2 separate regions of the Homo sapiens genome follow, and region 2 is linked to region 1. A link is a loop called in an ENCODE intact Hi-C map of the cell type or tissue named here. Cell type or tissue: natural killer cell. All regions are shown on one strand. Links, peaks and the distances in the headings refer to the core of each region. The heading gives the core; the rest is flanking DNA. Region 1 has its middle 180 kb from the start of TFEC. Region 2 has its middle 110 kb from the start of PPP1R3A.

The links. A loop is a pair of places that touch in the nucleus more often than their neighbours do. Peaks named below come from ENCODE experiments on the same cell type or tissue, not always from the same donor. Only the 100,000 strongest peaks of a DNase experiment are listed, where the experiment ranks them.
Region 2: a loop joins it to region 1, with 20 times the contacts of the local background. A loop is called at or near these places in 23 of 110 quality-filtered maps.

Annotation. Positions count from the first base shown.
Region 1 is chr7:115,850,062-115,852,989 of GRCh38, reverse strand. No RefSeq gene overlaps it. Among named protein-coding and RNA genes, the nearest start is that of TFEC, 180 kb to the left of the region's middle. In natural killer cell, for the core only: no CTCF peak of the experiment used is centred there; a DNase peak (open chromatin) is centred at 1,499.
Region 2 is chr7:114,025,040-114,027,967 of GRCh38, reverse strand. No RefSeq gene overlaps it. Among named protein-coding and RNA genes, the nearest start is that of PPP1R3A, 110 kb to the right of the region's middle. In natural killer cell, for the core only: a CTCF peak has its summit at 1,258 (motif pointing left); a DNase peak (open chromatin) is centred at 1,267.

The DNA.
Region 1 (2,928 bases), core at 104-2,603:
AAGGGCAGAAAACAGTGATGTTGCCACCTTCATTCGTGAAGAATTAAGTGGATGGACAGTTTGGGGGTTTGTACAGCTCATGATTCAAGGCTTAGACAACAGAGAATTGCAAAACATCTTCCTGCTGTTTAAATTAATGGACTCCATTTCCTAAGGTTAATATACTACAGAGTATAGATGGGTGTTTCTCAACATTTCCAATGGTGATTTGTTATTCAATGTTACTTTTCAATGTTATGAACTTTTGTTGTTTTCTGTTCTTCCTGGGCATTTGGGTATAGGGCTGGAATGGGCTGTATTGGGGAATGCTAGTCAAATGCCATTTTATGCTAGCAATCTCTTCAAAGATGATCAGAAAGAAACTCAGAGGTAAGAGGAAAAGGAGAGCAATAGAGATGTATGTACTGATTCTGCACCTCCTGTGAAATCCTTCTTGAATGATACATATTTTAAGGTGTAATTTATATGTTTGTGAAAATTCAAAGTTAATGAAGAACATAAAATACAAGTCAATGCTTACATGTTTGACTATGTCTTGGTCACAGATTTTTTTAAAAGGGCCTCCACAATCCTACTTAAGATGCTCTGAATCACTAGTCTATTTTAAAATGTCCTCCACATTTTCCTTAACATTTTTATAAGCAATTTTCATTGTCTTTATTAGTTCCTCCTTATTTAAATTTTTCTTCTTCATTCTTTCTTAAAGACATTTTAAAATGAGCTCAATATATCAGCCTTCTTAGTGCAATAATTAATTCTTTGCTTCCTCTCATTTATTAGTTACCCTATTTTTTCTTCTGTTTCTGTCTTCCCCCGATACATCGGTTCTACACTTTTAAATTCTTCTTATAACAGATCGAGTCAGAGTTTTTTTAATTTTTTACTTATATTTTATTGGTTTTGTTCTTCTATTTATAAATATACTTTCTGTTGGGAGGGGGTTGAGTGAAAATATATGGTAAAATTGACTATTATGCTCTAAGTTGGGTTATTTTTTCTATTACTTTTCACAATGTTTAATGCTTACTATTAAAAAGGTGGTTCTTCTATTCCCTTTATTCTGTGACTTTTCTCAGGGACCTCCATGATGCCTCAGGACACCAATTAACCCTATCTATAACTACAGTAAAAAGAATCATTGATATATTAAGACAGGTTGAGGATCAATTAAAGATGGTGATTTTTTAAAAGTAAGACTGTCCCTTCATTCCCACTGCAATACACAACTTTGTGTTCGATCTTTACCTTTTAGGGCCTTAATTTTATCTTAGAAGAAGACATAATTTAATATTAGAAGAAAAGACAAATATGTTTTTAAGTATGCATAGTAATACAAATAAATGGTAAAATACTGTGAAATGGAGGTTTATGTCGGATCTTCTGATCCTTTTATATAAGCTTATGCATTCATGTTTTGCAAATAGCTCTTTCAATCAGATAAAATTTGTTCTTGTGAATGAAATCACTAATTCTTAAGAAATCTGATTAACACAAGGGGGCAGCATGGTATAGTAGAAAGAGCACTGGGCTTAAGAGTCAAGAGCCTGAGTTCTAGTCTCATCTATTGACAGATGGAAAGGGAGTAACCACTTGAATATTTTCTAGGGGGTACTTGAGGAGGAGCTTTTTCTCTTCATCTCTAAAATTAGGGGTACTGACTATATAATCTAAAGGATTCCTTCAAACTCTAAGCATCTATGCCGAATTTGCCTTTTTTTAATAAATAGTTTTTACAAAGGTAGAAGAGAATTAAAGCAAAGTCCAAATTCGCAGTGGTAAGATTTAAATTAAATGAACATGTTTTCATCTTTATAATGCATGAGGGGGTAGAGCGAGCTCCTTCCTGCCACCCCTGCCCCCACCCCCAAGAGGGAATATTGAACATTGTAGCAGTTGAGCTGACTCTGAGTCAAGGAGGGCTCAGTGAAATGGTCACAACAACTGCAAATTTGAGGTGACTATAAAAACTCTAAAAAAGCTTTGCCTCAGCTATGGCTTAGTTGTATGTTATGCTGACAGGGCAATTGTGAACTCTTCATTCTCCAAGAGGCTAGCAAGCTGTTGGTAAGGGACATAGGGAACTGTCAAAAAGAGAAACCCATGGGAGATCCCATCATTGTTCATCAGCACAGTCAACTGAAGTCACTGTTGGTGCTGATACAAAGTTATAAAAGCCACTGGCGGGAACCAGCGATGAGAAATTCTTTGGGGAACTCTCTTTCATTGGTATTTTTAGATTGAGTTGTGTACTATGGAGGACCTTTCAAAGTTTCTGGTCTGTTCTACCAGTCCAATATATCCCTTTCATGTGGTGAGTAATTTGCTGAGAGAAGTAATTTTATTTGGATTCTAACCTAAAGTTGGTGATCATATTGTCTGCCACATGAACTTACACTACTGATGGTTACTGATTTGATCAGGAGTTAACCATCAACTCAATGAGAGTCAATCCATGAAACAGCTAGGAACTTATGAGGTGGTTTGGAATTGAGTTATTCCCAAGAAGAAAGATCATTAATTGGCCAAAATCAATAAAAGTCTACTTCTTTGTAATTTGAACTAGAGATATGGAGAAAATATCAACATGTTGGTAGCAGAAACATAAGCTAAAAGACCATAGAGAAAAGGCAACATGTAATTGCTAGAAGGGAGAAAATGGCATAATTAAGGATAAATTCTAAATTAGTATATGCTGTGAAGTAGAAAAACATCATCACACAGTAAAAGTAATGTTTTTAGTTGGCAGGTGCAGAAGAAAAACATACAGATCAACTGAGAGACCACATGAGAAAAAATCATTAATTACCACTGTCGGGGGGGTGAGCAACAAGGTAATGCAGTCACTGGTTCAACTTTGGATACTTCCACTACCTGAGTGCATTCCGATTTCAGAGAAAATTAATGACAACCAAAATATAAAGAGTCAAC
Region 2 (2,928 bases), core at 294-2,793, 1.8 Mb after region 1:
ACTCAATATTTTTATTTTACATTTGTTACAATTTTTCATTTAATAACATTATAGTTTTGTATAGTTTGCTGCAGTGTATTACAGTTTCTAATATAGTATCTTACTCAACATTCAATACATGCTTACTGAATGATAATCATAATGAACTACATTACACTTAAGCTAGTTTTTGCTATTCTGTTAATTTCACTTAATTTTTCTTATAATTTTTATAATAGATGCCTATTGCTAAAATATCATTTCTATCAGTTGAAACACTGACATGACATTTTGTTTTGCTAGACCCTATCTACACAAATAAATACTATTCATAGAATTTAATTTAAGGACCCATATTTTCAAGAAAAGCTTGTATAGAGCAAAACAAGCTCTTTTCAAGCCAGAAAATGAGATTGAGTGGTAGAGTCAAGGACCTCTAACTTTTGAGTTCACCATTGTATCTAGGAACTATCTGGTAACATGCCTTAACTGCCAGGATAGGAAATGAATATGTCGTATAACTTACTTAGAAGTCCTAGGCCGTGGAGAGCTGTATAAATTAAACTGAACACCTAGAATGACTGTTGGAAGCCAGAGCTATGCACAGAGCATCTGTATAATGTGCTCTGTGTGGTTGGCATTGCTAAACAGACAAGCTGTCACATTCATTCTAGCTGAATATTCTAGGGCTCTTCCTCTGTCAACCAAGGTAGAGGACATGGCAGTAGTCAAACCTCAAGGTGACAAAAACCTAAAGTAGTGTGGTAAGCCCTGTATTAGAGGGGAATTTACAAGTGTAGGTAGGGAGAGGCATCTTTTTCCACAGCATCTATATCATAATCCAAATGCATCCTTGGACTGAGAACATCCCTATTAAAATAAAGGCATATTCTGTAATGACAGGGACCATACTCAGTAAATCTAGATCTTAACAAAATCAAAATCTCTAGATAGGGTCCTATTAAATATTTCTAAGCAAAACAAAAACAAATATTTCGAATACTGCAAGCATTTAATGGGGGAAATGAATAACATTGTGAAATTCAACAAAGAATGTTACCATCAATTTATTAACACAAAGGTTAAATGAATATATTTCAATTTATTAAAAAAGAAAAATAGTCTATTTAGGAAAAAATATTATATGTATTTCTTATTCCAAAGAAGGAAGAAATTAGTTGTTTTTAATTTTTATAAATATTTTCTTTTTAAGCAAAGAAAGAATGATAATCCTTAAATGGCAGGTGTATGGCTTTAGGAGACATTCTATGAATTATGGCTATTTGGTGCCACCTAGTGGTAAAGGGCTTTTAAAAATCAATTTGTGTTACTTCTGCTTTTAGAAAATTGGTAGTGAGAAACAACTTATAGATGGCTGAATGGCCACCTAAAAGAGATACAAATTAAGACAGAATTCATTTGATACTCCTAGACATTAACTAAAATTGGCTGTTACACTCAACACTGGAGTGACATCTGGTTTGACTGAGATAGAATGTTTTATGCCTAAAAGAGCTGATTTGAGGTTGACAGCTTTTTATTCGATTCTATTTTTATTTTTCGATTGGTTGGTTTCTAAAGTCAAGGCTATAGATATGATTGATGTAAAGTTGGAAATGATGTACTATCGCATAATTATTATAATATTATCAATATTATAAATGACATACTTGTGTCATTCTGTGGCCAGAGTGAAACTAACATATGCCTTATAGCATATGGAAGACTTAAAAGTGCCAGATATTATTTTCAGAATTCAGGATGGGCATGCCAAATTTAGTGACCATACCATTATAGCCTCCAGACCAAGCACTTATTTGTTTTTGTTTTTTTTTTTAAGAGAACCTGTTCCAGTCACAGCTGCCAGAAGGAGCAGATGCACAAACCATTGGTCTTCCCTGGGGTACAGTTCATTGAACTGTTTATCATGAATATTCATTATAAGCCAAGAATGAAGCAATACAATGGAATGTCAAAGCCATTTTCAAGTTATGGAATCCACAAAGAAAGAGAATAAGGCAATTCTTTAGAGAAGTCAGAATAGTGGGGCCATGTGTAGAGAATAACAAAGACGAGGGACCTATAATTTATGAGAGAAACGGGTAATCTTATTTTTTGACTTTCAATGCCAGTCTTCCTGTGCCCCAGCTTTTGGCTTTGTTTCTTATTCTTGGTTGTCCCTGATAATGCCTTCCAATGACTGCCTTCTTCCATGACCTGGAGGTTTTTGATTCTTTCAACCAAATGATCCCACAGTATAAAGGTATGTTTCAAATATGGTGAAATGGATTTCATCAAATGGGAATGATAGCTTTCATAAAATATTTATGAATATTGGCTTGTTACCAGGTATAGAATATTTGACTGAAATTTTAATGTTACACTGAATTTTAAATCCTGAATTTTGCTTTTGATAATATTTCTTAGATGTGTATTTTTCTCCTGTATTTCCTATTCAGCAAGTACCTATTGTTGCCTCATTAAGTATTTGTGTGGAGTGTGTAATGCACACTGCTGTTCCTGGCATGGGTTTCCAGAAGTCCTAGATTGGTTGGGTTTATGTGACTGATGGATGTAGAATTATATGCACAAGCTCATGTCTTAGAGAAACACAAAGTGAGAAAGACTTAGTCTAGTCTAGAGACATATAAGTATCACGAAGTGAAGAAGAGAGAGACTTGTAAGACTAGAGAGCAGAGAGGGAGTTAAGTCCTGCTTCTTGATAGTATGCTGGGGATGAAGAGGGGCTAGGGTGGCTAGATCTAAGGGTGGAAATGGCTGTCTTCTCTGTCCAGGCATCAGGGATCATACGAAGCCACAAAGAGTTCTCTTATCTCAATAATACCTCAAAAGGAGTAGCAAAAGGATCTGGAATGTTCTGAACCATGAGGCCGAAACAGGCAGAAAGACCTGTACTGATGGCCAAAGCCAGATGGACCCCTTTCCCTC